Regions from separate parts of the Homo sapiens genome. Here region 1 is linked to region 2. Evidence: read pairs that join two places in POLR2A ChIA-PET (ENCODE). Cell type or tissue: CD4-positive, alpha-beta T cell. All regions are shown on one strand. Links, peaks and the distances in the headings refer to the core of each region. The heading gives the core; the rest is flanking DNA. Region 1 holds the start of LOC124904068 (a long non-coding RNA gene). Region 2 has its middle 33 kb from the start of SCAT1.

Region 1 (15,636 bases), core at 4,164-8,163, 200 kb before region 2:
CCTGCCTCAGCCTCCCGAGTAGCTGGGACTACAGGCGCCCGCCACCACGCCCAGCTAAATTTCTGTATTTTTAGTAGAGACAGGGTTTCACCATGTTAGCCAGGATGGTGTCGATCTTCTGACCTCGTGATCTGCCTGCCTCGGCCTCCCAAAGTGCTGGGATTACTGGTGTGAGCCACTTCGCCCGGCACAGATGAGTCTTGTGCTCACCTGCTGTGATCTGCCACACTAAAAGTTGAGTGACTCCAAAGAATCACTTTGCTATAAGAAGTCTTTTTCTTTTCTTTTTTTTTTTTTTTTTTTTTGACGGAGTCTTACTCTGTCATACAGGTAGGAGTACAGTGGCGCCATCTCAGCTCACTGCAACCTCCACCTCGCAGGTTCAAGCGATTCTCCTGCCTCAGCCTCCCACATAGCTGGGATTACAGGCGCTTGCCACCATGCTCAGCTAATTTTTGTATTTTTAGTAGAAACAGGGTTTTGCTACGTTGGCCAGGCTGGTCTCAAACTCCTGACCTCAAGCGACCTGCCCACCTCAGCCTCCCAAAGTGCTGGGACTACAGCCATGAGCCCTGAGCCCAGCTGGAACGGTCTTTTCCTAACCCATGTATTTGCACTTCCTGGTCCTCTTGGGTGCTGGCTGTACCCCAGCTACAGGTTGTGCCGCCCAGGGTGTTCTGGATGGGAACGGAATTCACCAACTGTGTGGCCTCCCTCTGCTTACATGTCCTCCTCCTTGTCTTTCCAGATGTTCAAAGGGCCTGAGAAGGATATAGAGTTTATCTACACGGCCCCCTCCTCGGCAGTGTGTGGGGTCTCGCTGGACGTTGGAGGAAAGAAGGAATATCTCATTGCAGGTGTGTATGAGTGGGGCCATCAGCCGGAGGCTGGCACAGAAGTGGGGCTGTTCCTAGACGCGGTCCAGGGCTCGTTTCCCAGGCTCGGGGGGTGGGGAGGCGGAGTAGCTGAGGAACAGTGAGGCAGGGTACGGAGCCCTCTCGGCCACTTCCCGTCAGAGAATGCTAGTGAATGTTCACTACCTGCCAATTTCCTGGGAAATTTGAGATTGGTGGACAAAAAAAAGGGAGCATTTTTGCCTTTTGTTCCTAAAAGGGAGGCGAGTGCGGGATGCTGGAGACATGCAGGGCAGAGAAACCCTTTCTGCCGTCGGGAGGGCCAAAAGCTCGCGTAACATCTGTGGATACTATGCACGAGACCTGCTTGACTTATTCATTCATCTGTCTCCTTTTTTTATTGTGGTAAAATAATACGTAACAAAATGTAGCCATGTTAATTAACCATTTTCTTTCTTTCTTTCTTTCTTTCTTTCTTTTTTTTTGAGACAGAGTGTCGCTCTGTCGCCCAGGCTGGAGTGCAGTGGTGCGATCTTGGCTTACTGCAACCTCCACCTCCTGGGTTCAAGCGATTCTCCTGCCTCAGCCTCCCGAGTAGTTGGGATTACAGGCACACGCCACCACGCCCAGCTAATTTTTGTATTTTTAGTAGAGATGGGGTTCTACCGTGTTGGTCAGGCTGGTCTCGAACTCCTGACCTCAGGTGATCCACCCACCTCGGCCTCCCAAAGTGGCAGGATTACAGGCGCGAGCCACCGCGCCCGGCCAACCATTTTCAAGTGTACACTTCAGTGGCATTAGATACATTCGCTATTGTGCAACCATCACCACCATCTGTCTCCACATCTTCCCAAACCAAAACTCCGTCCCCGTTAAACACTAACTCCCCCTTCTCTCTTCCTCAGCCTTGGCCCACCTCCATTTTACTTTCTGTCTCTGTGGATTTGACTACTCCAGGGGCCTCACATGGGTGGAACCCTGCAGTGTTTGTCCTCTCTGTCTGGCTTATTTCAGTAGCATCATGTTTTCAAGGTTCGTTCACGTTACAGCATACATCAGAATTTCCTTACTCTTTTTTTTGTTTTTGAGACAGAGTCTCGCTCTATTTCCCAGGCTGGGGTGCAATGGCACTATCTCGGCTCACTGCAACCTCCGCTTCCCAGGTTCAAGCGATTCTCCTGCCTCAGCCTCTCAAGTAGCTGGGATTATAGGCACACGCCACCACACCTGGCTAATTTTTTTTTGTATTTTTAGTACAGACAGGGTTTCACCACGTTGACCAGGCTGGTCTCCAACTTCTGACCTCAGGTGATCCGCCCACCTCAGCCTCCCAAAGTGTTGGGATTACAGGCGTGAGCCACCACACCCGGCCCAAAATGTCCTTACTTTTTAAGGATGAATAATATTTCATTGTATGAATGTAGCACATTTTGTTTATTGTTGCATCTCTTTGTTTATAGTTTTTTGGTTTGTTTTTTTTTTTTTTGAGACAAAGTCTTGCTCTGTTTCCCAGGCTGGAGTGCGATCATGACTCACTGCAACCTCGATCTCCTGGGGTCAAGTGATCCTCTCGCCTCAGCCTCCCAAAGTGCTGAGATCAACTACAGGTGTGTGCCACCACACCCAGCTAATTTTTTTATTTTTTGGTAAAGAAGTCTCACCATGTTGCCCAGGCTGGTCTTGAACTCCGAGGCTCAAGCAATCCTCCTGCCTCAGCCTCCCAAAGTACTGGGATTATAGGCGTGAGCCACTGTGCCCAGCCTATATTTTTATTCCTAAGTAAAATTATTTTCCCTTACTTCCTTCTACGGCCTCCTCTGCTTGCCCAGCTAGGCTGAACCACAGGAGGCCAGGACAGGATTCTCAATCTCAGCACTATTAACATTTGGGGATGGACCATTCTTTGTTGTGGGGGCCTACCTTATGCATTATAGGATATTCAGCTGCATCCCTGGCCCCCACCCTCTACATGCCACAGCACCCGCTCCAGTCGCGGGGTCTCTGGACATTGCCACATGTGCCCAGGGGAGGTGGGGTAGATTGCCCCTGCTTGAGAACCACTGGGCTCAAAGAGCTTTCTGCAGTGATGGAAGCGGTCTCTGCACCATCCAGTCCAGCAGCCCCCAGCCTTGTGGCTCATGAGCACCCGAGATATGGCTAGTGCAGCCGAGGAGCTGCATTTTAAATTTTATTTCATTTCAAGTAATTTTAGTATAAATGTAAACAGCCACATGTGGCCGGCAGCCGCAGTCTAGCATGGCACTGACTCAGCCAGTTAAGGAACATTATTCCCCTCCTCCCTGGGGAAGTAGGAATCTGATCACAAACTTAAGAAAAAAAGAATAGACAAGGCCTGGTGCAGTGGCTCATGGCTGTAATCCCAGCAATGTAGGAGGCTGAGGCGGGCGGATTGCTTGAGGTCAGGAGTTCAAGACCAGCCTTGCCAACATGGTAAAACCCTGTCTGTACTAAAAATACAAAAATTAGCTGGGCGTGGTGGCAAGTGCCTGTAGTCCCAGCTACTCAGGAGGCTGAGGCATGAGAATCATTTGAACCCAGGAGGCAGAGATTGCAGCAAGCTGAGATCACGCCACTGTACTCCAGCCTGGGTGACTGAGCAAGACCCCATCTCACAAAAAAAAAAGAGAAAAGAAAGAAGAGACAAGACAATTCCCCTAGCCTGGTACTATAGTTTGTTCCAAAAGGCAACTGTAATCATAAACATATACTCCAAATCCAAATATCCATGATTGGGGGATTTTCTTCTGGTTTAGGTGACATGTACTTTTTTCCCTTCTAAAAATCAATGTGTGCTTAGTGAGCACCTGTTAGGTGCCCAGCCCCGTGTTAGAGACAATGGGAGATTCCCACGGTGAGATCCTTGGCTCTGGTCATCATGGAGCACACAGATGTTCCGAATGGGGAGACTGGAAAAGAAAGAAAATAGATTTTGCTTGTGGAGAATTGTGAATAGTAAGTGAATGCTTAGAAGGTGCAAAAGGGGCCGGGCGAGGTGGCTCACGCCTGTAATCCTAGCACTTTGGGAGGCCGAGACGGGCAGATCATGAGGTCAGGAGATTGAGACCATCCTGGCTAACACAGTGAAACCCCGTTTCCACTGAAAATACAAAAAAAAAATTAGCCGGGCGTGGTGGCGGGCGCCTGTAGTCCCAGCTACTCAAGAGGCTGAGGCAGGAGAATGGCGTGAACCCGGGAGGCGGAACTTGTAGTGAGCCGAGATCGTGCCACTGCACTCCAGTCTGGGCGACAGAGTGAGACTCCATCTCAAAAAAAAAAAAAAAAAAAGAAGGTACAAAAGGAAGAGAGACTCTCACAGGTCCAAGGGTCTAGACAGACTTGCTGCTGGAAGAAGGTGGTGTCCTTGCCTATGGATGGGGAGGAGGTCATTGCAGGGAGGAAGATGCAGGGCTGTGAGTTGGGCAGGGAAGACTCCTGTTATCTCCCCTTGGGTAAGATCTTCCCTCCCTTCCTTAACATGCTCACAGCTCCTGCTTTGCTGGGTATCTCGGTCATCAAGACTTCTATCCCTCTCCTTGGGGATAATAGGAGACTTCCCCCCCTTTTAAGATGCATTTCTGGACTTCCTAAAATGTTTTATTATGAGCACTTTTCTTATTCTCATTCCAAGACAGAGTCTCCCTCTGTTGCCCAGGCTGGAATGCAGTGGTGTGATCTTGGCTCACAGCAACCTCTGCCTCCTGGGCAATTCTCGTGCCTCAGCCACCCAAGTAGCTGGGATTACAGATGTGTGCCCCCATACCTGGCTAATTTTTGTATTTTTAGTAGATACGGGGTTTCACCATGTTGGCCAGGCTGGTCTTGAACTCCTGACTTCAGGTGATCTGCCCGCCTAGGCCTTCCAAAGTGCTGGGATTACAGGCGTGAGCCACCGCGCCCGGCCTACAATTCAGTGGTTTTAGTATGTCACAGAGTTCTGCAACCATCACTACAGTCAAAAAGAAATCCTGTATTCTTGAGCTATTACCCTCCTGACTCCCCTCCCCCTCCCCCAGCCCTAAGCAGCCACTGGTATACTTCCCGTCTCTATAGATTTCTCTATGCTGGGCTTTCCTGGGAACGGAATCATACGTGTGACCCTGTGTAACCGGCTTCTTTCGTGTTTCCAAGGGTCATCCATGTTACAGTGTGTATCAGAATTTCATTCCTTTCTATGACTGAGTATTCCACTGTATGGATAGACCACGTTTTGTTTATCCGGTCATCATTTGATGTGCATTTGGGTTGTTGCCACCGTTTGGCCATTGTGACAAATACTGCAATGAACATTGGTGTGTGAGATTTTGCAGGGACCTGTTCTCATTTTTCCTGGGTGTATCCCTGGCAGTGGAATTGGTGGGGTCGGGGGTGGGGAGGGGTTGGGTGACTTTAGGTTTAACCATTTGAGGAGCTGGCAGACCGTTTTCCAAAGCAGCTGCACCATTTTACACGCCCAGTATTATCTATGATTTTTACAATAAGAAAAAAAAAATCAAATGGAGAAGGGTAGAGGGACAAAAACCACCTGTGGTGCAAAGATCTTACCAGCTAACTAATGCCCTCAAAAAAAACACAGAGGAGGCAGGAGAGCTGGGGTGGCCGCACAGCACGCACGGTGGCGCGTGGCAGAGGCATGGTCTGCAGTGTGGCATTCGGGGGCTGCTGCAGCTGTGCACAGAACAGAGCACGGGAGGAAATTTCCCAGCGTGTCAGCATCTGCTGTGTCTCCTTTTCAGTTCTTTCCTGTATTAAACCTTTAAAATTATGGCATTTATTACGTTTGTCATCAGAAAAATAAAATCTGGAGAGACAAGAAAGGAGACAGAATCCCCCGTGGTGCAGGGAACTTACTTCCAGTTTTCTGCATCCTGTTTGTTCCTATCCACAGGGAACAGCCTTTAAAGTAAGTCCCAGCCGTCCCAGCTCAGTTTCGTCACACTGCCCTCTAGGGGCTTTCTGGCCAAACTGCAGCGCTGCGGAAGGACTCTTGGGTGCAAAAGTGACCTTGGTCTGAGCCAGCACCGGTGTCCAAACATACCCAGCTGAATCCTCGCCCATGCTGAAGCTCTCTGTTTGTTTTTGTTTTTGTTCGAGATGGAGTCTCTCTCTGTTGCCCAGGCTGGAGTGCAGTGGCACAATCTCGGGTCACTGCAATCTCTGCCTCCCGGGTTCAAGCAGTTCTCCTGCCTCAGCCTCCCAAGTAGCTGGGATTACAGGTGCCCAACACCACGCCCAGCTAATTTTTTTTTTTTTTTTTTGAGACAGAGTTTCTGTCTTGTTGCCCAGGCTGGAGTGCAATGGCGTGGTCTCAACTCACCACAACCTCTGCCTCCCGGGTTCAAGTGATTCTCCTGCCTCAGCCTTCCGAGTAGCAGGGATTACAGGCATGTGCCACCACGCCTGGCTAATTTTGTATTTTTAGTAGAGACGGGATTTCTCTGTGTTGGCCAGGCTGGTCTCGAACTCCTGACCTCAGGTGATCCGCCCACCTCGGCCTCCCAAAGTGCTGGGATTACAGGTGTGAGCCACCGCACCTGGGCGGCATTAAGTACATTCACAGTGTTGTGTAACTATCACTATCTATTTCTAGAAGTTTTTCATCATCCCAAACTGAAACTCTCTCCCCATTAACCAATAATTCCCTGTTCCTCTGTTTGCCCAGCCCCTGACAACCACCTTTCTACTTCGTCTCCATGAATTTGCCCATTCTAGACACCTCGTACAGGTAGAGTCATACCTCCTTCCATAGCTGAAGCATTGCACTTAGCATAATGTCCTCAAGTTCATCCATGTTGTAGCATGGGTCAGATTTTATTTTATTTTATTTATTTATGAGACGGAGGCAACAAAGCCCAGGCTGGAGTGCAGTGGCGCGATCTTGGCTCACTGCAACTTCCGCCCCCCAGGTTCAAGCAATTTTCCTGCCTCAGCCTCCTGAGTAGCTGAGGTTACAGGCATGCACCACCACGCCCAGCTAATTTTTGTATTTTTTTAGTAGAGACGGGGTTTCATCATGTTGGTCAGGCTGGTCTTGAACTCCTGACCTCAGGTGATCCGCCTGCCTTGGCTTCCCAAAGTGCTGAGATTACAGGCTTGAACCACTGCACCCGGCTGGTAGATTTTATTTCTTTTTATGTGCATACATTTTAAAGTTTCCAAAATATGTAATACTCTTCTAAGTTGAATTCTATATATGTTTTCAAATTGTTAACATTTCCATTAACTTTTTAACTCAGATACTACTTAGTATCTCAAGGAGGAGGCACGAGGTTTTGATGAGGACACAGAACTAAAGGTGCCAAGTGCAAACAGTTTATTGCATAAAGAAAATAAGGAAATGGGCTGACCATAGTGGCTCACACCTGTAATCCTAGCATTTTGGGAGGCTGAGGCAGGAGGATGGCTTCAGGTTAGGAGTTCAAGATCAGCCTGGACGATATAGCAAGACCCTATCTCTACAAAACAGGAAGGGAGGAAGGAAGGAAGGAAGGAAGGGAGGGAGGAAGGGGGAGGGAGGCATGGAGGAAGGGAGGAAGGGAAGGAGGGAGGGAGTGAAGGGAGTCAGGGAGAGAGGGAGAGAGGCAGGGAAGAAAGGAGGGAGGGAAGAAGAAGGAAGGAAGGAAGGAAAGAAGAGATGAGCTGGGTGTGGTCATGTGCACCTGTAGTCCTAGCTACTTGGGAGGCTGAGGCAGGAAGATCTCTTGAGCTCAGGCATTTGAGGCTGCAGTGAGCTAGGACTGCACCACTGCACTCTAGCCCAGGTGGCAGGGCGGGACCCTGTCTCTGTTTTAGAAGAGAAAAAGATAACGACTAAGTGTCATGAAAAGATGTGAAGAAATACAATGAGATGCCCGAGTGAAGGCTCTGAAAACACCTGCTCGAGTTCGAATGTGTGCTCTGACACCTGACTCGTTAATGTCCTTGGCCAAGTAACTTTACCTGTCTGTGCCTCCCATGCCGATCCGTACATGGGGGATGATGACAGTAGTATCTGCCCCACGAGGGGTTGTTGAGAGGATGAAAGTGGGAGTAGGAGACCAGAAATGATGATCACAGAGATGCTGGTTATCTTGGTCAGGCCCCACTCAAGGGTAGCTGATAATTTTATGTCTTACACTGGAGATGACAGTGACCCATACACGCAGCACAGCACTGCATGAAAAGCTGGTGAGTCGATACAGAGAGTCATACTGAAGGTCTAAGGAGGGCTAGGGTAGCCTGTAGCAGAATGAGCGTGAAGGCTCTGCTGAAAGGGCATTGCTCCCTGGACCTGTGGCGGGATCCTCGGTAGAAAGCTGACATTGAAAGATTTTGAAGAGCTTTAGTTAAAAAGTTAAAAACAGCCCAGCGCAGTGGCTGACGCCTGTGATCCCAGCACTTTGAGAGGCTGAGGCGAGTGGATCATGAGGTCAGGAGATTGAGACCATCCTGGCTAACACAGTGAAATCCCGTCTCTACTAAAAATACAAAAAATTAGCCAGGCATGGTGGCGGGCGCCTGCAGTCCCAGCTACTTGGGAGGCTGGGGCAGGAGAATCACTTGAACCCGGGAGGCGGAAGTTGCAGTGAGCCAAGATTGTGCCACTGCACTCTAGCCTGGGCGACAGAGCAAGACTGTCCCCCCACCCAAAAAAAATAAATAAAAAATAAAAATAAACCAATGTTGGCAAGGCTATGGAGTAAAGGGAACGCTTAGGAACGCTTATGCGCTGTTGGTGGGAATGTAAACGAGTTCACCCACTGTGGGGCACACTTTGTAGATTTCTCAAAGAACTGAGAAAGCAACTAGCATTTGACCCAGCAATCCCACTGCTGGGTGTATACCCAAAGGAAAATAAATCGTTCAACGGCACTGCGCCCGTATGTTCATTACCGCACTATCTGCAATAGCAAAGACACAGAATCAACCCAAGTGCTCATCAATGGTGACTTGGATAAAGAAATGTGGTGTATATATACTACGGAATACTACGCAGCCGTGAAAAGGAGGGAAATCATGTCCTTTGCAGCCACATGAGTGCAGCTGGAAACCATTATCCTAAGGGAACTAGTGCAAAAACAGAAAACCAAATACCACATGTTCTCACTTAAAAGTGGGAGCTAAACATTGGGTACACATGGTCATAAAAATGTGAACAAGAGACACTGGGGAATACAAGGAGGTGGGAGGGAGGAAGCAGGATAAGGGCTGAAAAAATTCTACCTATTGGGCGCTATGCCCACTACCTGGGCGATGGATCCGTTCATATGCCAAACCTCAGGGACACACAATATACCCATGTAACAAATCTGCACATGGACTTCCTGTTTCTAAAAATCAACAAAGATTGTGAGACCTGCCCAGTGGCCAGCTGGCTGTGTATCTTCTCCACCAATGAGGCTGCATTACTTCATCCTCCTCTCCCTGGGAGGGGGAGCAGGGGTGAAGCTGTTAATGGCCACAGTGGCTGACTCACCTCATGGCGAGAGGAACCTCTCTCATCTGACTTCTTTCCCAGCCTTGGTCAGATGACTCCACATTGAATCTGGCATTTATTTCCCGAGGCAGGAACCTAGATCCAGTTTGCCTCGAGTCAGGATAGACCCTTTATCCAGGGGCTAACCAGAAATCACAGGGCACAGTGAACCACTCAGCTCTGGCTGGCTGTGGCCAGTGAGTGACCGCATGGCCTGAGCGGGCCACCTCCTCCTGGACCGATGACTCAGTCTCACGTGTCGAGTCGGGCACCAGGAGACTCATACAGAGTTGGCCCTGTAATTTTCTTCTACATTCCTCTTCTCCAAAAGGAAAAATAAACATACAACCCTTCGTTACAAATTTTAATTCCCGGTTTTCTGTAACCCAGACTCATGCCTCGCTTTTCTCGGAGACAGACATAAGTAGAACATCGCTGCAGATGCTCACGGTGTGTACACCCAACCAAGTCTTAATCAGACCAGAGGCGGTCCTCTCTTCACATTTATACATGACAGCCACGTTCATGTTAGCCCAATAACTAGGACCATTGAAAAGATACAATTTTTTGGCTGGGCGCAGTGGATCACTTGAAGTCAGGAGTTCAAGACCAGCCCAGCCAACATGGTGAAACCGTGTCTCTACTAAAAAATACAAAGATTAGCCATGGGTGGTGGCGCATACCTGTAATCCCAATTTTTTGGGAGGCTAAGGCAGGAGAATGCTTGAACCTGGGAGGCAGAGGTTCCAGTGAGTCGAGATGGCACCGCTGCACTCCAGCCTCGGTGACAGAGCAAGACTCCGTCTCCAAAAAAAAAAAAAAGAAAAAATACAATTTTCACTTCATCTCTTCTTCCTGCCATTGCTTACCTCCTGAGGAAGCCAGAATTGGTGGTAAAAGGCCAAAAGAGAAGATGGCAGGAAAAGGCAGAATGTGAAGCATATCATTAGAACAAGCACGGGTGTGTCTCATCAGTAAACTTATTGAGCAATTACTATGTGCAGGGAACTGTGGAAACAAAAGGGTTAAGACACAGCCCTTACTCTCTATACGTACTCTCTGATTAAGGAGCGAGATGCAGAAGAAAGGCAAATCTAATAGAAAGTGGGAGTTAATGCTGGTCAAGTGATACATACAGTGGAAATCACCATAGAAGCTGGGAAGCCAGGATAGAGCTTCAGCCTGTCTGTAGTGGCAGGTGCCCAGGCTGGACAGGGAAGGGGCTGCGGTATACCTGTATGGGCGCCAAATGCCAGAATCAACCAGGATACAGGAATGGGTTCCTTTCCATCTGTCTGTTTTGCTCCTTCCTGATCTATTCTGAACTCACAGAAAATAGCTATAGGTCTAGTGGGGAAAGTTATATATCTAATTTTGATTTTTTTTTTTTTTGAGACGGAGTCTTGCTCTGTTGCCCAGGCTGGAGTGCAATGGCGCGATCTTGGCTCTTTGTAACTTCCACCTCCCGGGTTCAAGCGATTCTCCTGCCTCAGCCTCCTGAGTAGCTGGGATTACAGGCATGCACCACCACCCCCAGCTAATTCTTATATTTTTAGTAGAGACGGGGTTTCACCGTGTTGGCCAGGTTGGTCTCGAACTCCTGACCTCAAGTGATCTGCCCACCCTGGCCTCCTAAAGTGCTGGGATTACAGGTGTGAGCCACCATGCCCAGCTAGTTTTGAATTGTTTAAGGCCACCCAAACATTTACCTTATGAAGTTATAGGATTTGGAATAAATGTTACAGGAGTAATTCTACTTTCTCATCCTGTTCCTCACCTGGAATGTCACATAAGTCTAAACGGAGAAAAGGACCCGAAGATAAAGGAACAGCTAGAACAGGAAGTGCGAGCATAAGAATTCAAACCCAGGGAGCTGGCACAATGAGTGCCCCGTGCCCAGGACAATGGAGGCCACTTGTGTCTGCTTGGAGCCCCAGGCAAGCCATCCACATTTCCATGGCACAGGGGTGCAGTCGATGAGCTGCATTAGTCCTTCGCTGGGCTGTGTTTCTATTAGTGGATCCTCTGAGGCTGGTGCTGTGCCTGAGATCATTAAGTCAGATGCGCTGAAACTTTGTCAAACAAAAGTGCTTAGGGCACAGCCTGAGGCTCTGTCTGCTTCTCAAGGAATTGCCCATCAGTCTCTGCCAGGCGTGGGTGCTCATCACTGACACCTGTGTCTCTTCACAAGGGGCTGTTGTAGCAGGAGGGATGAGGTTTTTTTTGTTTTTGTTTTTGTTTTTTTTGTTTTGAAGACAGAGTCTTACTCTGTCACCCAGGCTGGAGTGCAGTGGCTTGATCTTGACTCACTGCAACCTCCACCTCCTGGGTTCAAGTGATTCTCCTGCCTCAGCCTCCTGAGTAGCTGGGACTACAGGCACCCGCCACCACACCCGGCTAATTTTTTGTATTTTTTTTATTTTATGTATTTATTTGAGATGGAGTTTTGCTCTTGTCACTGAGGCTGGAATGTAGTGGCATGACCTCTTCTCGCTGTAACCTCTGCCCACTGGGTTCAAGCGATTCTCCTGCCTCAGCCTCCCGAGTAGCTGGGATTACAGGTACCCACGACCATGCCCAGCTAATTTTTGTATGTGTAGTAGAGACGGGGTTTCACCATGTTGGCCAGACTAGTCGCAAATGCCTGACCTCGAGTGATGTCCCTACCTCAGCCTCCCAAAGTACTGGGATTACAGCCATGAGCCACCATGCCCTGCCTGAAAGATTAGTTTTTATTTTATTTATTTTTTATTTATTTTCTTTTTTGAGATGGAGTCTGTCTCTGTCGCCCAGGCTGGAGTGCAGTTTGCAATCTCGGCTCACTGCAACCTCCACCTCCCGGGTTCAAGCGATCCTCCTGCCTCAGTCTCCTGAGTAGCTGGGATTACAGGCATGCATCACCACGCCTGGCTATTTCTTTTTGTATTTTTAGTAGAGACGGGGTTTCGCCATGTTGGCCAGGCTGGTCTCGAACTCCTGACCTCAAGTGATCCGCCCACCTCAGCCTCCCAAAGTGCTAGGATTACAGGCATGAGCCATCGCACCTGGCCTGAGGGATGAGTTTTTAAATGACTTCCATAGCTGTCATTAGGTTCTGTCAGCCACTGGAACACACTGCTTTGTTCTTTTCCTCCTGCTTGTAAAACGCCAAGGCTATTGCCAATGTAGTATCTTCAGCAAAGGAAGGAGGCAGCTGAGTCAGGAGCCGGAAGTACAGAAAGAAGCCACAGCTCATCATGCCTGATGAAGGGAATTCAGAGCAGATTCCTAATTTTCAAAAATTCCATGCTTTGGCTCTTCATAATGGAAAAATGCAGAATTATAAGTTTAAACTCAAATGGGAGAAGCACCTGTGAATTAATATTTTGTGAAAAACAAAACAGGAAACAATATAATCTACATACTGCATGACGTTTTATGTGTGAAGATGCACATAGAAGAGAATATTGGCCGGGCGCAGTGGCTCACACCTGTAATCCCAGCACTTTGGGAAGTCAAGGTGGGAGGATCACTTAAGCTCAGTTCAAGACCAGCCTGGGCAACATGGTGAAACATCGTCTCTATCCTTTTTTTAGAATAAAATTTAATTTAAAAGAATATTGGGGCCAGGCGTGGTGGCTCATGCCTATAATCCTAACACTTTGGGAGGCCAAAGTGGGGGTATTGCTTGAGCGCAGAAGTTTAAGACCAGCCTGAGTAACATAGCAAGACCCTGTTTCTACAAAAAAAAATATAAAAAATTAGCAGGGTGTAGTGGTTCACACCTATAGTCCCAGCTATTCAGGAGACTGAGACGGGAGGATCGCTTGAGCTTGGGAGGTCAAGGCTGCAGTGAGCTATGATCATACCATTGCACTCTGGCCTGAGCGACAGAGCAAGACTGTCTCAAAATCAATAGTGGAATATTGGAAGGAAATACATCAAAATATTAGCTGTGGGTAATGAAAGTAGGGAATTTTTTTCTTTTCTTTTTTTTTTTTAGACTGAGTCTCGCTCTGTCGCCCAGGCCCAGGCTGGAGTGCAGTGGCACCAACTCGGCTCACTGCAACCTCCGCCTCCCGGGTTCACGCCATTCTCCTACCTCAGCCTCCTGAGTAGCTGGGACTACAGGTGCCCGCCAGCACGCCTGGCTAATTTTTTGTATTTTTAGTAGAGACGGGGGTTTCACCGTGTTAGCCAGGATGGTCTCGATCTCCTGACCTTGTGATCCACCTGCCGCGGCCTCCCAAAGTGCTGGGATTACAGGCATGAGCCACCGCCCCTGGCCAGGAAGTTTTTTCTTTGTTTCCAATGTTTAAGTTTCTGTCAGTGAACATGCATTATGGCTTTCTTTTTTTTTCCACTTTTTATTTTTTTGAGACGGAGTCTTGCTGTGTCACCCAGGCTGGAGTTCAGTGGCGCGATCTCGGCTCACTGCAACTTCCGCCTCTGGGGTGCAAGAGCGATTCTCCTGCCTCAGCCTCCCAAGTAGCTGGGATTACAGGCGTGTGACACCACACCCGGCTAATTTTTTGTATTTTAGTAGAGAGGGGGTTTCATCACGTTGGCCAGGCTGGTCTTGAACTCCTGGCCTCAAGAGATCCACCCGCCTCAGCCTCCCAAAGTGCTGGGATTACAGGAGTGAGCCACCGTGCCTGGCCACCCACTGTGTTTTAACTCAGAATAGACAGTGCACAGGATTGTTGCAACGAAATCCCAGCGCCCCTGCGCCGGGTGGAGGAGCTGGGCAGGAGGAGGACTTTTCCCTCTCCCTGAGCTCGGTGATCCCCGTCTCTCCGCAGGAAAGGCCGAGGGGGACGGCAAGATGCACATCACCCTCTGTGACTTCATCGTGCCCTGGGACACCCTGAGCACCACCCAGAAGAAGAGCCTGAACCACAGGTACCAGATGGGCTGCGAGTGCAAGGTAAGCAGGTCCTGCCTCTGCTGGAGCATCGCCTCCTCCCAGTGTCTCCAGATGGACGGCAGGGATTTTGATCCCTGGCTTTCCAGGACCCGTTAATCCCCGGCTCCTGATCTAAGACCAGGCTCTGGGAAGGTAGAGTCATCCCAAGAGTAAGGCTGTCTGGCTGGGGACAGAGCCTTTGACCCCTGGTCCCTGGAGAGCCCTGAGGCACATCTCTGACAGGGGATGTCTGGAGGCCGGGCGCTGCGGCTCACGCCTGTAATCCCGGCACTTTGGGAGGCCGAGATAGGTGGGTCACTTGAGGTCGGGAGTTGGAAATCAGCCTCACCAACATGGCGAAACCCTGTCTCTACAAAAATACAAAAATTAGCCAGGTGAGGTGGTGCACGCCTGTGATCCCAGCAACTTGGGAGGATGAGGCTTAAGAATTGCTTGAATGTGGGAGGTGGAGGTTGCAGTGAGTTGAGATCACACCACTGCACCCCAGCCTGGGTTGACAGAGTGAGACTCTGTCCCAAAAAAAAAAGAGGGAGATGTCTGGAAGGCTAGGAGATTTGAGAGTAAGAGCATGAATTCAGCTCTGTTACCTGTAGCTTCCAGAAAAAGGAGCTGTATGGGGAGAGAGAATATGGTCCCATGGAGAATTTTCTACAAATGTGCAAGTGCAAACGCCTGTGTGGCTTATGAGAAGGCACTGCAGGCCTTACGCTGTTTCCAACATTCCCGACATTTTCACACCTGGGTTGGTGTCTATGTGGGGTCTGTGTGTTGAGAATACCTGAACACCTGCTCCTCTTAAAATGAGCCCGGAGGTTGTGCCAGGCACAGCTGGAGCAGTGCAGCGCCTAGATGTGGCTGTGGAAGGTGAGATTACCGCCTCCAGGGCTCCCAGGCTGGCTCCTACCCTGTGGGCTCCTAGCACCCTATCCCCACCCTCCCTGCAGGAAGCATGGCTGAGTGCTGGGCACCTCCCACCCTGGGTCACTCCCAGTGAGTCTGGGACCAGGAGACTCTGGTGAGGCTGTGGGGATTGGCCTTCCCTGGGGAGCTGCCTGGGGCTGCCCTCCCTCCTGACGGCCCCCAGCCCCTTCTCCGCATGTTCAAAACAGGAATTCTGAACTCATAGTCTCCAGCCACACGTATGTTAAGCGAAACTCCTCTGTGCCCAGCATGAAATCAAAAGCAAGTTTTTCCTTTTTCTTTCCACGGTGGTGAAGGCGGTCATCCTCTTGTAGCCTAGGGTTCCTTGGCCAAATTGCTAGTTGCCGATGACCTCGGGGCTCGGCTTGCGAGCAACACTGGGCTGGAATCTGTCTCCAGGAAACCCAGGCCCTTTTATTGTTGCTGTGTCCCCCAGAGGGCAGGGCCAAGCTGAGGCCATTCTGTCATGCTCAGGAAGGTAG
Region 2 (15,636 bases), core at 4,819-8,818:
AATTGGTGCTGGAGCAAGTTAGGACTTTTGGGGCAGTCGGGATGGAATGAATGCGTTTTGTACTGAGACTGGCGAGTGTGGGGGAACCAGTGGCAGAAAGCTACAGTGTGAATATCTGTTCCCTCCAAAACTCATGTTGAAATGTAACTGCCATTGTTACAGTATGAAAAGGTAGGACCTTTAAGAGGTGTTTAGCTGAACTAAGGAAAAATCCTGCAATAGTAATACATCCACGAAGTTATTAAAACGCCAATAAAATCCATTTGAGAACAGTTCATCACCCCAAAGCACACCCTGTCTACTCATCAGCAGCCTCTCCTCCTCTTCCCCTGGTCCCGGGCAGTCCTAATGGTTCTGTCTATGCACTTGCCTCTTCTGGGCATTTCATACAAATGGAATCATACACTACATGGGCCTTCGCGTTTGGCTTCTTTCACTTAGCGTTACGTTTACACGACTCATCCCTGTAGCGTGTGTCAGAGCCTCATTCCCCTTTATGCCCAGATAACATTCATCGTATGGAGACCACGTTGTTATTCATTCATCTATGGGCGTTTGGGTTGCTTCCGCCTCTTGGCTGTTAGGAGGCCTGCTGCTGCTGCCTTTCTCTGCAGTTGTTTGTGTGGTTGCAGGACTGTAGAAAGTAAAAAGTTTCCTCTTCAAAGTTTCCCTTCTTATTAAAGAATAAATCATAAGTGTTAGAAATAATAGTTTCTTTTAAAGACTAACTTCCTTCAAGCCTCCTTGCTTTGTGCTAATAACTCTTTGTTAAGCCCTATCCTAGGTAGCTGTTAGACATGCTCAAGGCACGTAGTACATTCCATGTCCTTGTACCTTAACCAAGATATCTGTGCTCACGTGCTCATAGGCATGTTCCAGCTCACAGCCTATGCTCCTTCCTTATTTGAGAATAAATTATTAGCCAATCGGGTTTTAATTTAGATTGTGAGGTCCGGCTCCAGCCAATGGAGACAGGACACAGCAATAGAGGCCTCATGCATATAGAATGGATATTCTGGCGTCTCTTTATTCTGTGTGTGCCCTCCCCATTGTTCCATCTGCAAGGGACACCCTTTCTGCAGAAAGTAAAAATTGCCTCGCTGAGAGAACTTTTTGTCTGAATGCTAATTTTTCCTTGTGACACCAGGGAACAAACATTTTGCATTGCTAACAGGGACTCCGACAGTTCCTCGTTGCATCTATGTCCTCACTTTCGTTCACTCCTCAGCCAGGGGTCCCCCTCCTCTCTCCTCTTGGCTCTGGTGGATTAGTCTACCTGGGCTCTCCTACCTCTCTGACAGCTCCCTGTGCGTTCTTTCCCTGGCCTCTCCTCTCTGCCCACCCGCCAGCTGCTGGACATCCCCCAGGATTCTAGCCCCCAGTGTTCCTAAGCCCTCTTCCTTGACAGATAATCAGTCCCGCGACTGACCCTGCTGCTACCCGCTGTGGGCCCCTATGTGTGCCTGTGCAATTCCGGCCCGTTCCAGGCTCCCCTTTCCACCTCTGACTGCTTGTGGGACGTCTCCACCAGAGTGGCTGCCGGGCCTCCCCAGCTCAGCCTGTCCACAGCTGATAGCCCCAAGACTGCCCCTTGTCCTGGGGACTCTGCTGCCACCCTCAGAGAGCCTGTGTAGGCTTGGAGCCCTTTCTCATGTGTCTCCCCCTCTCTCCCTACACCCAGGCATTCCCAAGCCCTCCCTGTGGACCTCTGGAGTGGCTCCTCCAGCCACTGTCGCCGCCCCAAGACCTTCATCACAGGCCTGGCCCGCGGGGGTGGCTTCCCCACTGGTCTGCGGACCTCTAGGCTTTGCCATCTTCTACTCCGTGATTGATGCGGCTGTGGAATTTTCATCTACTGATCATGTCATTCCTCCATTTAGTAAAACAAGCAAACAGAACCTGTCCCTTTGCTTGCAGAAGAGAACGTGAATCTGCATGATGCTCAAGGCCTTCTCCACCAGGCTCTGTTCGCCTTATCTCTAGCTGTTTCTATCCTTAACTGCGCCCTCCCTGCCCTGTGTCCCAAGCTCTTGCTCCACAGCCACCGTTTAATAGCTAATAGCTTTGCTCATGAGACTTCCTTTTGCCATCTCCTCTGCCAGCCTGTTTGTGCAAAACCTTCTCATTCTTCGAAGCCTTGCGCCGTCCAGATTGGCCCAGCTTTTTCCCCAGGCTGAAGGGCCTCCTCGTGCTCCTGAGCAGTGAGTCCACTCGGTTCTGGGATGGCTTATGCGGACGTGCCTGTCTCCATGGTTGTGTTGGGAGCAGGAGCCGTGAGGCGTTTGTTCCCTGCTTCTAACCTGATGGAGCAGGTCCCATGCGCCCAGCGCTGGGCTTCATGCCTGTCAGTGCGCGTGAGGCTGCACGTCACAGAGAGCTCACCTAGTGGGGACATGACTCATGAGGACACAAATAAGAACAGGAAGTCCCAAATGTGCGCTCCAGGTTGTTCGGCTGCCCTGGGATGTAACCCGGAGCTTTCCTCCTCCTCCGCTCTCCTGGAACACTCATATTGACCCGGTCGTGGCACAGTTAGAAGGAGGGGATACCATATCCTCACACAGTGGCACTCAGAAGGAGGAGCAGGGAGCGAGGGGCAGCCAGGGCCCCCCATGCTTGCCTCCCTTCATCAAGGAGGAAGTGTCTTTCCCCGGATTCCCTGCAGACGTGTCCTTACGTTTCAGCATCACCCTGGGTCTCGTCTCCACCTCTCAGCCAATCCTCCGCTTAGGCCCATTTGATGCCTCACTGGGGCTGGGCACACATCCTGCAGACACAGTTGGGGTACCGTGGGCCGGACGCCGGCAAGCAGAGGGTGGAGAATGGATGCTAGGTCGGCAGAAAGGCTGTGGCCGCCAAAGGTGGAGACTGGGAGCAGTGAGAACCCGTGTCTGGCGCTCAGAGTCTGGGTAGAGCAGACATGAGAAAATTGAGTGAAGTGATCCCGGGGTGTGGGGGGCTAACCCCAGGAGCAAACAGGTGGGCGGCTATTGGAAAGAGCAAGCGGAGGAGGTAACTTGAACGGGCTGATGAGGGAAGGCCCCACTGAGAAGAGGTTGCTGAGCTGAAGAGGAGGCCACCAGGCAAGGGCCCGGGGCGCCGCTTAGAGTAGGGTAGCTAGTGGTGGGGTGGAGGGATCCTGAAGGAATTGCTGGGATGGGCTGGCTAAGGCCTGGGGTGGCAGGGGATGCAGAGGAGAGGTCAGCAGGGGCCAGATGGAGCGGGACCAGGGCCATGGTAGGGGACGTCTGAGGTGGCGTGGAGCTTGGGGGCTGGAGAGGGACTCTGGCTGCTGGAGGGAGAATTGTTGGGGGAGGACAGTGCCAGCACGAGGCTGTGACATGACTCAGTTGGGGGTGATGGGGATTGTACTGGGACAACCGTGAGAGAGGTGTAGGGGACAATTAAAAATTCATGATGTGCCTTCGAGGGAGGGGCAGCAGAACTTGGAGGTAGAAATGGAGGGAGAAGGAGAAATCAGGATGAGTCCTAAGTGTTGGGCCTGGGCAGCCGACAAGGACAGACTTGGGCTGGAAATCCAGGTTCTCTTCTGGAGGTGTCAAGAAGAGGATGACTCTTATAATGGCCGGCAGGTGGGGAGCTGGCTGGTCACATTGGGAGCTCTGCAGAAAGATGAGTGACCACCTACTGGTCACATGTGGCTTCCCAATGGTCCACCTGGGGAAGGGCTTGTGGTTCATGGCCTCAGTAAAACTTGTTTAGTCCTAAACGGGTCATGTTAAGAATTCCTTTGTTATTTTTCATGCTTTAAGGCCCAGGAAAGGCCTGGGCAAAACTCTTGGCAGGCTTTTGTTACATCCCAGCCTTTGTATAAGGGGGCCAGCTCTCTCAGCTTTTATTTTTGTTTTAATTTTTTTTGAGATGGAGTCTCACTCTGTCGCCAGGCTGGAGCGCAGTGGCATGATCTTGGCTCACTGCAACCTCCACCTCCCGGGTTCAAGTGATTCTCCTGCCTCAGCCTCCCAAGTAGCTGGGAATACAGGTACGTGGCACCATGCCCAGCTAATTTTTGTATTTTTAGTACAGACGGGGTTTCAGCATGTTGGCCAGGGTGGTCTCGATCTCTTGACCTCGTGAACCGCCCGCCTCGGCCTTCTAAGTGCTAGGATTACAGGCGTGAGCCACCGTGCCCGGCCGGCTTTTAATATTTAACTTCACCACGTGGTCAGTGCTGAAACAGTTGTTATGGAGGCCTGCGTTAGTGAGCCTGGCCTGCCACAAACCCACAAACATCTACCAGTGTGATCTACACCGTTAACAGAATGAAGGAGAAAACGGGGTGATCATCTCCATCGATGCAGGAAAAGCATTGGACGAAATGAAACTCCACCAGGAAATACACCCAACGGGGCAGGCGCAGAAGGAACCCTTTCAACACAAGCAAGGCCTACTGCGGGACACACTTGAGACAGTATCGTCCCCTCCTTCCCAGGCCCCAAAGAAGGACTGGGGCAAGTCCAGCCTGGTGAGTAGCAGAGTTGATGGGGACCCGCACACAGGGCACTGCCGGACAGCAGCAGGACAGCTCGAGAGATCCACGCCGCCCCCATCTCTAGGCTGCTTTTACGCTGATTTTCTGGCTCTTTGCCTACTGTGTGTGTGTGCCATGGGACTTTTCCTTGGCGGGTTCTCAGATCCTCTCTGGGCTGTGTGGGTTCTCAGGGACACCTACTCCTTGGCTGGGCACCGTGGCGTGGACTCACCATGTGGCCTTCAGGGTTCAGGCAGCAGACATATGCCCTTAAGTAACCTGGTGGAGGACCTGTCACAGTACAAGGCCATCTATGAAAACACCACAGCCAACCTCATACTCAACGGAGAGAGATTGGAAGCTTTTCCTCTAAGATCAGGATCAAGACAAGGATGCCTGCTTTTGCCACTTCTCCTCAACATGGTCCTGGATGTTCTAGCCAGGGCAATTAGGCAAGAAAAAGAAGGTCTCCAAGTTGGAAAGGAAAAAGTAAAATGATCTCTGTTTGCCATGCCATGATTTTACATATACACACACACACACACACACACACACACACACACATATATACACACACACACCCCCACACACACACCCCCCACACACACATATATATATGTAAAACCCTAAAGATTCTACACACACACAAAAAAACGGGGAGGTAATAAGTGGATTTGGCAAAGCTGCAGGATACAAACTCCACGCATGAAGCGGTGGCCTGGGGGGAGGAGCTTTGGCCACCCCTCCCAAGCCCACCCTCTGAGGTTCTTGGGAAGTGTTTCTCTGCCTCCATGTCAAAAGGTCCTGCTCACGTCCTGCCCTGGGTGGGGCAGGGAGCCCCAGTGCTCGGGGCCTCCCCAGGATGTTTGGGTTCTCAGGGACACCTGCTCTTGGCTGTGCTCTGTGTCCACACCCAAACGCATCTTGTAGCTCCCATAATTCCCACGTGTTGTGGAAGGGACCCGGTGGGAAATGACTGAAGTGTGGGGACGGGTCTTCCCCGTGCTATTCTCATGATAATGAATGGGTCTCACCAGATCTGATGGTTTTAAAAAATGGGAGTTTCCCTGCGCAAGCTCTCTCTTTGCCTGCCGCCATCCACGTAAGGTGTGACTTGCTCCTCCTTGCCTTCTGCCATGAAGGTGAGGCCTCTCCAGCCACGTGGAACTGTGAGTCCAATTAAACCTCTTTCTTTTGTAAATGCCCAGCCTCAGGTATGTTTTTACCAGCAGAGTGAAAAGGAATGAATACAGCTGGGCAACATGGCCTGGGCTAACCACCTGGCCTTCAGGGTTCAGGCAGCAGACATACACCCCTAAGTAACCTGGCCCTGGGGCCCGGCTGCCCTGGGGCCACACATACTCTCTGCGTTGCTCAACCAACAATGAGTCCTTGAGGGCTGTCTCTGGCAGCTCCGGCCTGAGTGCAGCAGCGAGCTGCTGGCGCTAATCAAGGCACCAGCCTGTCTCTCCACCCTCACTCCCAGACCAGCGGCCAGTGTCACATCTAGAGGATCAAGCTCAACCTCCCCTCCATGGTGACACTTGACACCACCCCAAATGTGCTCCCAGCTATCCCACCGCAGCCTCCTGCTGACCGAAATCAAGACTGTTGAGGCAGAAATAATATTCTTCCTTTTTTTTTTCCCAATGTTTTTTCTTTTTTGACTGCTCTGGCAGAGCAGGGTTACCCCATAGGCAGAGAGTAGCTGAGGCAGAAATACTGTGATCTGGTTTACTGGAAACCGGAAGTGAGGATGAACCCCGGCAGACATGCCAACAAAGGTGGGCGTGTCCTGGGGCCTGCTCCAAGCTGGAAGCCTTTTAGAGGAGAGTGTAGAGGGGGACTCCTCACATTGGAGCTGTCCTTTTCACTGGACGGTACAATACAGAGGTTACAGTCACTGACTGCAGATGACAACATACAGGCTAAAATGTCTGTGAGCAAGACAGTCAGTAAAACTTCCTGGTTTCAGAATCCATCCTTGTCCTTTTTGATGTCTGTGGACTGCACACTAATCAGAATGTCAACAGCCTGAGGAAGTCGTGATAAGATTCTCTACTGAGGGACAGGATGCCGCCAGGAACCACAAGAGCTTCCCCGCCCGGGCAGGTTCATTTGGAAACCCCTTTGCCTTTAAAGTAAACTGCCACATGTGACCCGATAGGTTATCAGCACGCCACAGGGACGGCTTTGAGGAATAATTATTCAGAATGATGCCTTTTTTCTTTTCTCCTTTTAAATCTCCTTGCGAGGTCTGGTCGAGATTTAGCTTCCATGGCTGTTGATACTTGAAGGGAATCAAGCCTTCCCACCAGGCTGGTGCAGGATGAGATGCTGGGCCCCGGCAGGTGCCAGCCCTCTTCTAACACCCATTCTCTAACTCAGTCCTCATAGCAGCCCCGAGATGAAAGCAGTGCTGCTAGGGCTCATTGCTACCACGATCACAGCCGCCCGCAGCTCTCCCCAGCCCCTTCCCTGCCCAGTGGCACCTCATGACTTATTCCTCTGTCTCCCTGTCCCAGGATGTAAAATCAGTGAGGGCAGGAGCTTTTTTTCACACCTATATTCCCTGTACTTGGAACGGTGCCTGATAGATAGTAGGTGCTCAGTACGTATTTGTTGAATAAATGACAATGTCATGAATGAATGCACGAATGATAAAGACAGGAAAACCGAGGTTCAGAGACATTTAGAAACGTACGTATCCAGGGGCTCGCAGAAACAGGGAAGTCAGAATTGGGCCCCAGGTCAGCCGGATCCCCAAACCCACCCTGTTTCCAGTGTCCAGGTTTCTCCACCACAGATTCAGAGATGGGAACTAAGTTGACATCATTGTTGGACCTGTTCCAAATGTCTTGAACTTCTGAGCTAACAAATAATTATTGGAGCAATTGAAGCTGAGGGTGGATTTCATGTTTCCCGGTTCATGCCCTGTGTGATTTAACACGTCTGACGGCTGCAGCGTCGGAACTATCCGCCATGAGCTAGAGGTGCCCCTTGCGTAGCCTTGTCCCTGGTGCCTTGGACACCACGGACAGCCACGAACACCCAGAGAGGATCTGGTCTCCCGCCCCGGGACCACAGTAGGCTCCACACTGGTTTCCCTCCAGCCAGTTTCCCATGGTGTTGCCTGGTCTTTTCAGGGCTCAGATAATGTGATTGTGTCCCACCAGCCACCTCCTGGAAACCCCTCAAAACACCTTCCTGACAATGGGGTAGCCCCAAACTCCTTAGAGGGGGAGACTGCACCTCCCAGGCTGGAGTCCCTTTTGGCCTCCCCATTCCATCTCCTGCAGCCTCCCCCGACAGCCCTGCTCCAGCCATGGGACTGAGGGGACCTGGAATGCTGCTGCCTTAGCCCTGCTCATTCCCAGCCATGGGTCTCGCCCACCCCTCTCCCAGCCAGGTGAGCGCCTGCTCATTCTTCAAAGCGCCTTCTCATTTATTGGTGGAACACTGCTCTAGTGCACACCAGCCCCGTGGGTACAGAGATAAGGACGGCCCGTGGGAGGGTTCGAGGGGCTTTACACCGTCCACAGGCAGACAAGCGTGCATGTATGTGGATGATGGCCGCCTCAGGGAATCACCCGGGGCCTTAGGAACCCAGCCTAGGGCCCTCCATCCTAAGCTGGGGCTGGGTGGCAAAGAGAGACGCCAGGAGGGCTCCTGGAGGAGGAATTCCCCTAAAACCGGGACCCCAGCTTCCTTCACCCGAGAGCCCCCCGATGTCATCAGCTTTGTTCAGGTGCTTGTGTGACGCAATGCTATTAACTCACACCGAACCGAATCCACTCACACCTGTCAGGTATTCGCCCATTCATGCTGATGATGTCTTAGAGCAGCGCCCCCGCCCCATGCTTGTGCTACTGGTTTCTGAACTCTGCACGCTGCCTTGTTCAAGGGTAACTTGTGTGTGTCTGCTCCATAGCATCTGGTGCACCCTTTCGGTCACAGGAAAAGGGGTGGAGACCACTAAGTTCTCACATTGTGCTGGGCACCGTCGGTGACAGCAGACATCACACATCACAGCCCGAGCCCATTGGCCTCACTCAAGGTGCAGACAAATTAGCCCCCTGTTCAGGGCCCAAGGGATACCATGGAGACTTGAGGGGGCACCTTCCTGAAATACCAGTGCACTGCAACCTCTGCCTCCCGGGTTCAAGCGATTCTCCTGCCTCAGCCTCCCGAGTAGCTGGGATTACAGGCATCTGCCACCACGCCTGGCTAATTTTTGTATTTTTAGTAGAGACGGGGTTTCGCCATGTTGACCAGGCTGGTCTCGAACTCCTGACTTCAGGTGATCCGCCTGCCTTGGCCTCCCAAAGTGCTGGGATTACAGGCGTGGGCCACCGCACCCAGCCTCCTTCTAATTTTAAAAAATAAATAGAATATGTGTTCTGGCTTCCACTTAGGATACAGAAAGCTAGAAGGAGCAAAGTTCTCACCATATCTAGAAGAAAGACCCAGAAAATCTGCAAATTTTCTTTATCCATTCATCTGTTGATGGACACTTAGATTGCTTCCAAATTTTGGCTATTGTGGACAGAGCTGCAACCAACATGTAAGGGCAGGTATCTCTTTGATCTACTGATTTCCTTTCTTTGGGGTACAGACTCAGCAGTGGGATTGCTGGATCATATGGTAGCTGTATTTTTAGTTTTTTGAGGAACCTCCATGCCTTTCTCCATACTGGCTGTATGGACCCTCTGCTCTGTTTCATCCATCTCTGTCTATACTTATGCCAATACCATATTGCCTTGATTGTTGTAGCTTTATAGCAAGTTTGGCAGTCAGAGATAGTAAAAAGTCCTCCAATTTTTCAAAATCATTTTGCCCATTTTAAGTCTTTTTCATTTTCATATAAATTTAAAGTCAACTTATCAATTTCCATAAAATGCTTGATGGAATTTTGATTGGGAATACATTAAATCTCTAGATCAATCATGGGAGAACTGACATCTAACAATATTGCAGCTTCTGATGCATACATAAACAGGGCTTATTTCTTCGTTTATTTAGGTCTTCTTTAATTTCCCTCAGTAATGTTTTACAGTTTTTACCTTATAGGTCTTGCACATATTTTGTTAAATTTGTCCCTAAGTTTCTCATCCATTTCGATGCTATTATAAATTATAAATACTTTTACTTTTTTTTTTTTTTTTTTTTTTTTCGAGACAGAATCTTGCTCTGCCACCCAGGCTAGAGTGCAGTGGTGCAATCTCGGCTCATTGCAACCTCCACCTCCCGGGTTCAAGCGATTCTCCTGCCTCAGATGGGATTACAGATACCTGCCACCATGCCTGGCTAATTTTTGTATTTTTAGTAGAGACGGGGTTTCACCATGTTGGCCAGGCTTGTCTCAAACTCCTGACCTCAAGTGATCCGCCTGCCTCGGCCTCCCAAAGTGCTGGGATTACAGGCATAAGCCACTGCGCCCAGCCTATAAATACCATTACTTTAAAAGTTTAATAGCTATTTGTTTGTTACTAGTATATACATATATGATTGATTTTTTGATTGATTTTTAATTGATTTTATATCTTGCAACCTTGTTAAATTCATTTATTAGTTCTAATCGCTTTTTTGCATATTTCTTGCGATTTTCTACATAGACGATCATATTGTCTGCAAGTAAAGCCAGTTTTATTTCTTCCTTTCCTTTTACTTTCTTATGTATGCCTTTATTTATTTTTCTTTCCTTATTCTACTGACTAGGACTTCTAGTGCAATACTGAATAGAGATGGTGAGGATGAGTTCTTTGTCTTGCTCTTGATCTTAGGGGAAAGCATTCAGTTCTTCATCTTTAAGTTTGATGCCACCTGTAGGTTTTTTTGTTTTTTTAGAGACAGAGTCTCGCTCTGTCGCCCAGGCTGGAGTGCAGTGGCGTGATCTCGGGTCACTGCAAACTCCGCCTCCAGGGTTCATGCCATTCCCCTGCCTCAGCCTCCCGCGTAGCTGGTACTACAGGTGCCAGCCACCACGCCCGGCTAATTTTTGTATTTTTAGTACAGACAGGGTTTCACCATGTTAGTCGGGATGGTCTCGATCTCCTGACCTCGTGATCTGCCCACCTTGGCCTCCCAAAGTGCTGGGATTACAGGCGTGAGCCACCGCGCCCGGCCCCAGCTGTAGGTTTTTCAGGGATGTACTTTATCAGGTTGGAGATGCTCCACCTGCTATTGTCCTAGTTTTCTGAGAGTTTTAATCAGGACTGAGTGTTGTCACATGGCTTTTCTGCACAGATGCAAATATTCATGATTTTTCTGTTTAGTGCATTAGCATGGCGAATCAAGTGGCTTTTTTTTTTCGTGGTAAATCAACTTTGCATTCCTGAGATAGAGCCCACTTGGTCATGATTTTTTAAGTGTATTTTTGGATTCGATTTGTTAATATTTTGTTAAGGATATTTTGCATCTGCATTCATGAAGGACAGGGTGATATGGTCCCTTCAACCGTGACACTAACTAGATGGTCAGCTCTGTGGGAAACGGGATTTTGTCTCTTCAGTTCGTCTCTGTGTTCCCAGCTCCTAAACAATGCTCGGCATGTTGTGGGCCCTCGGGGTGTGTCTGCTGAATAAACGATGCATGGGAATAAACCGCAGGCTGCTTCATGCCAGGCAGAATCATGTGAATCATTTATCAGAACCTGTTTCCTGCACCGAAGAGAATGTGGTTCAGGTGTGTTCACAGGCTGTCAGGATGGTTGTTCTAACTCTTAAAGCGGTTCTAACTCTTAAAGGGTGGAGGTGATCTGAAGCTGGAAGAGGAAAGAGAGAAAGAAGGAGCCTGCTTTGGGCAGCGTCACTGCTGTCTTCTAACTCTGGACCCACTTCTCTCCACCAGACGGCTCACTAAACTCCCCTCCCGACTGGGGTTTAGGCAGCTGCAGCACCTCTCCTTACACGGCTGGCGGGTCCTGGCATCCCTGCACCACCTTTGTTCACAATCTCACCACACTGAAGGCAGTGTGGTGTTTCTTCTGTTACACACAGATCCTGAACTCACCCTTCACGCTCTCATTTTCATCACCACTGTGATCCTTAAGTATCCATCGGGCGAATGGCCATGTGGCCACCACTCTGTGCTTGGCACCCCTCATTTCTCTGGTATTTCATATAAGAAATCGTGCTTATGGGCCGGGCGCGGTGGCTCACGCCTGTAATCCCAGCACTTTGGGAGGCCGAGGTGGGCGGATCACAAGGTCAGGAGATGGAGACCGTCCTGGCTAACACAGTGAAACCCCGTCTCTACTAAAAAATACAAAAAATTAGCCGGGCGTGGTGGTGGGCACCTGTAGTCCCAGCTACTCAGGAGGCTGAGGCAGGAGAATGGTGTGAATCCGGGAGGTGGAGGTTGCAGTGAGCCGAGATCACACCACTGCACTCCAGCCTGGGTGACAGAGCGAGACTTGGTCTCAAAAAAATAAAAAAGAAATCGTGCTTATGATTCACTGGCTCACTGCTACGTACTGGGTGCTCATATGCTATTTCTTTAGATTAAGTAAACTATGATGCTTCTCAGAGACAGATGTTTTCTTTTTCTTTCTTTTTTTTTTTTTTTTAGATGAAGTCTCGCTCTGTTGCCCAGGCTGGAGTGCAGTGGCACGATCTCGGCTCACTGCAACCTTCACCTCCTGGGTTCAAGCAATTCTCCTGCCTCAGCCTCCCGAGTAGTTGGGACTACAAGTGCACACCACCACACCTGGCTAAATTTTTTTTTTGGTTTGTATTTTTAGTAGAGACAGGGTTTCATTGTGTTAGCCAGGATGGTCTCGATCTCCTCACCTTGTGATCCGCCTGCCTCGGCTTCCCAAAGTGCTGGAATTACAGGCGTGAGCCACCGTGCCCAGCCGACAGATGTTTTCATAGTCTGGAAATCGAGGCGCGCTCACTGGCCAAAGTGTGCAGTGGACAGGGTCTGGGCTGTTTCTCTTGTTTGTGCTGCTCCTCCTCAGAATGGCCAAACCCTGTAGCTGTGTCCTGTGCTCTGGTCATTGGCCTGTCTGGCCGCCCTCAGTAACATCACCACTGATATGGTTTAGCTGTGTCCCCACCCAAATCTCATCTTGAATTATAGCTCCCATAATTCCCTCATGTTGTGGGAGGACCCAGTGGGAGATAATTGAATCGTGGGGGCAGTTTCCCCCATACTGTTCTCGTGGTAGTGAATAAGTCTCACGAGATCTGATGGTTTTATAAGGGGAAACCCTGTTAGCTTGATTCTCATTCTTTCTTGCCTGCTGCCAGGTAAGATGTGCCTTTTGCCTTCTGCCATGATTGTGAGCCTCCCTCCTCCCGGCCCTAGCCATGCGGAACTGTGAGTCCATTAAACATCTTTTTCTTTATAAATTACCCAGTCTTGGGTATGTCTTTACTAGCAGTGTGAAAACCGACTAATACAACCGCCAAGGCTCAGTCCCCATCCCCGCCGCCGGTCAGGCCTCCTGCAGGTATCTGTCGTGGTCCCACCCAAGCTGCCCTCTGTCAACAGCTCCTGGGCTGGGATGCTGTCTCGCCGGCAGCCAGGGCGATGTTCCTCTCAGCCCCCCATGCCGTTCACAAGAAAATCCTCAGCATTTCTAAAATCTGTTATTTCATGGTATTTTCAAACTGGCATAAAGGTTGCAAGAATGGTACAGAGACGCCTCATATACCTTTCCCCGATCACCCATTTTAAAGCCTTCTCCCACATTTCACTTTTGCCATTCCTGTTCTTAGGATTTGAATTTCTGATTCTAGTTGTTTCTTTTTATATATCTCCAAGTGCCTGTGTTAAGATATCTAATTAGTCTGAAGGGCTGAATTACAGCTTTCTTCTATTGCATGGTTGATTTTGGGGCGAGGGATAGGGTGGGGTGGGGGGGGATCTGAAGTGCTTTGTTTCAGGTTTGTTTTTTTTCTTTCTTTCTTTTTTTCTTTTTTTCCAGACAGAGTTTCACTTTTGTTGCCCAGGCTGGAGTGCAGTGGTGTGAACTTGGCTCACTGCAACCTCCGCCTCTCAGGTTCAAGCGATTCTCCTGCCTCAGCCTCCCGAGTAGCTGGGATTACAGGCATGCGCCACCATGCCTGGCTAATTTTGTATTTTTAGTAGAGACGGGGTTTCTCCATGTTGGCCAGGCTGGTCTTGAACTCCCGACCTCAGGTGATCCACCCGCCTCAGCTTCCCAAAGTGCTAGGATTAGAGGCGTGAGCCACTGCGCCTGGCCTTCTATTTTGTGTAGAGTTGCTCCTGACCACTCCTGGCCACCCCCTTCATCACTCATTCATTCATCTAATGTTGACTGGGAAGAATGTTGAGTCTCCTAGACCCAGAAGCCAAAAGTACTGTCAGGCTTGAATCCTCTTGAGTCTTCCTCTCCTGCTGCGCCGTCTCCATGATCCCCGTCAGGAGGAACGTGGCAGCCTGTTAGTCTTCCTCTCCTGCTGCGCCATCTCCACGATCCCCGTCAGGAGGAACGTGGCAGCCTGTGGCCCGTGAGCAGCTGCACTTGGGGGCTGGGGCCATTCCAGGGCACCCGGATCCGGTGACTGCATATGAGGCTCCTGAATCTCATGTTTTCCTAAACTTTCCAAAATCAACAACAGGTGCCTGCCAGAAGGACGTTACTCGAATGAACAGACTACTGTTGGTGAGCAAATACAAAAGCATGTTTTTTGTGTTATTCCAATGGCATGACGCAGAGTCTTGAATACGGAGAAGTAAAGTGCTCCGGAGGGGCAGTGTGGCGGGGGCCGAGCCTCCTCGCCTGCCCTCCATGAGCTGTGCTGAACAAGTGGGGTGACCTCCCACCCTCCTGCAGGACCATGTTCTCTCCCTGGCTGGTCTCCTGGGCTCCAGCCTTTGGGCAGGGCTAGCCTCGGCCCTCACCCCTGGGTGACTATGTTGCCGGCTTTGGCCCTCACTATCTCTACACAGACCTTGCCCATCACACCCTGGAGGGCAGCAGCTTCACCCTTTACCGTTTGAATAAGGCCTCACTCAAGTGGCTGGACAGTAAGAGGCTCTCAGGGTCAGACCTGTGCAAAGGTGTCCTCACTGGAACTCTGCTTCCTGTGAAAGCAGCCCCCTGGGAGCTGGAGAAAAGTGGCCAATGTGGGAAGATACCGGATGCCAGGGCCAGGACTGACCCTGGGCTCAATTTTAAATTTTGATATTCACCTGTCTGTCACCTCCATGGTTTTGGTCCTTCTGGTTGGAGACGTCCTTGGTGAAGGAACTGGTGAGTGTTGGCCCTCAAGTTAGGAAACTTCAAGTCTGTCTCCCCTTGTGGCCTTCCGAGTCCCTCCTGCACACATCCACCTGGTGCCTTCCTGATTCTCAGGGTGCCTGGGGCAGAGCTTTGGCTTCCCCTACCTGAGCTCACACGTTGGTGATGGAAAGGAGGACCCCTTTTCTCCACTTGAGATCAGATCACAGCATTCGTGTTATCACAGTGAGGGCTCAAAAAATGCAACACAGAAAACATTCGGACCAGGAAGGGGGAGATCCAGATACATTTAGAAAGCAAGGACTCCAGCTAACATGCGTCAGAGTCAGGCCCATTATGGAGAACGTGGTCTCTCTCCTTCTTCTTCTACAAGCTCCCCTCTGCCCCGGTACATGCACACACACCCACCCACAAACTCCCCCATCCCCCCAAGACTTGACTCCTGTTTTCAGCGCACTTTTTTCTAACTAATAATCTAAATTTAAGAATCGGCTGAGCATGGTGACTCACGCTTGTAATCCCAGCACTTTGGGAGGCCAAGGGGGGTGGATCACCTGAAATTAGGAGTTCGAGACCAGCCTGGCCAACATGGTGAAACCCCTTCTCTACTAAAAATACAAAAAATTAGCTGGGCATGGTGGCAGGCACCTGTAATCCCAGCTACTCGGGAGGCCGAGGCAAGGAGAATCGCTTGAACCCTGGAGGCAGAGGTTGCAGTGAGCCGAGATCACACCATTGCACTCCATCCTGGGCAACAAGAGTGAAACTCCGTCTCAAAAAATAATAATAATCTAGGACAGAATAGTCTTTTCTGAATTACGGACTATAAAATCATCTTGGCCAGGCACGGTGGCTAATGCCTGTTATTCCCAGCACTTTAGGAGGCAGAGGCAGGAGGATTGCTTCAGGCCAGGAATTCAAGACCAGCCTG

What was found. ChIA-PET counts read pairs that join two places held together with the same protein. Peaks named below come from ENCODE experiments on the same cell type or tissue, not always from the same donor. Only the 100,000 strongest peaks of a DNase experiment are listed, where the experiment ranks them.
Region 1: POLR2A ChIA-PET joins it to region 2 with 5 read pairs; 1 of 35 experiments calls an interaction of 5 or more read pairs at or near these places.

The regions. Positions count from the first base shown.
Region 1 is chr17:78,856,119-78,871,754 of GRCh38, reverse strand. It overlaps TIMP2 (TIMP metallopeptidase inhibitor 2), which reads left to right. Exons shown (of 5, transcript NM_003255.5): 3 at 749-857; 4 at 14,109-14,233. It overlaps LOC124904068 (a long non-coding RNA gene), which reads right to left and starts at 9,530. Exons shown (of 2, transcript XR_007065924.1): 1 at 9,328-9,530; 2 at 3,525-3,781. RefSeq lists silencers at 7,602-7,802, 10,457-10,657 and an enhancer at 9,154-9,448. In CD4-positive, alpha-beta T cell, for the core only: CTCF peaks have their summits at 5,617 and 5,817 (motif pointing left); DNase peaks (open chromatin) are centred at 4,874 and 5,824.
Region 2 is chr17:78,657,020-78,672,655 of GRCh38, reverse strand. No RefSeq gene overlaps it. Among named protein-coding and RNA genes, the nearest start is that of SCAT1, 33 kb to the right of the region's middle. RefSeq lists enhancers at 3,931-4,540, 4,541-5,151, 5,152-5,762, 5,763-6,374. In CD4-positive, alpha-beta T cell, for the core only: no CTCF peak of the experiment used is centred there; a DNase peak (open chromatin) is centred at 6,575; H3K4me3 peaks cover 781 bases; H3K27ac peaks cover 1,392 bases.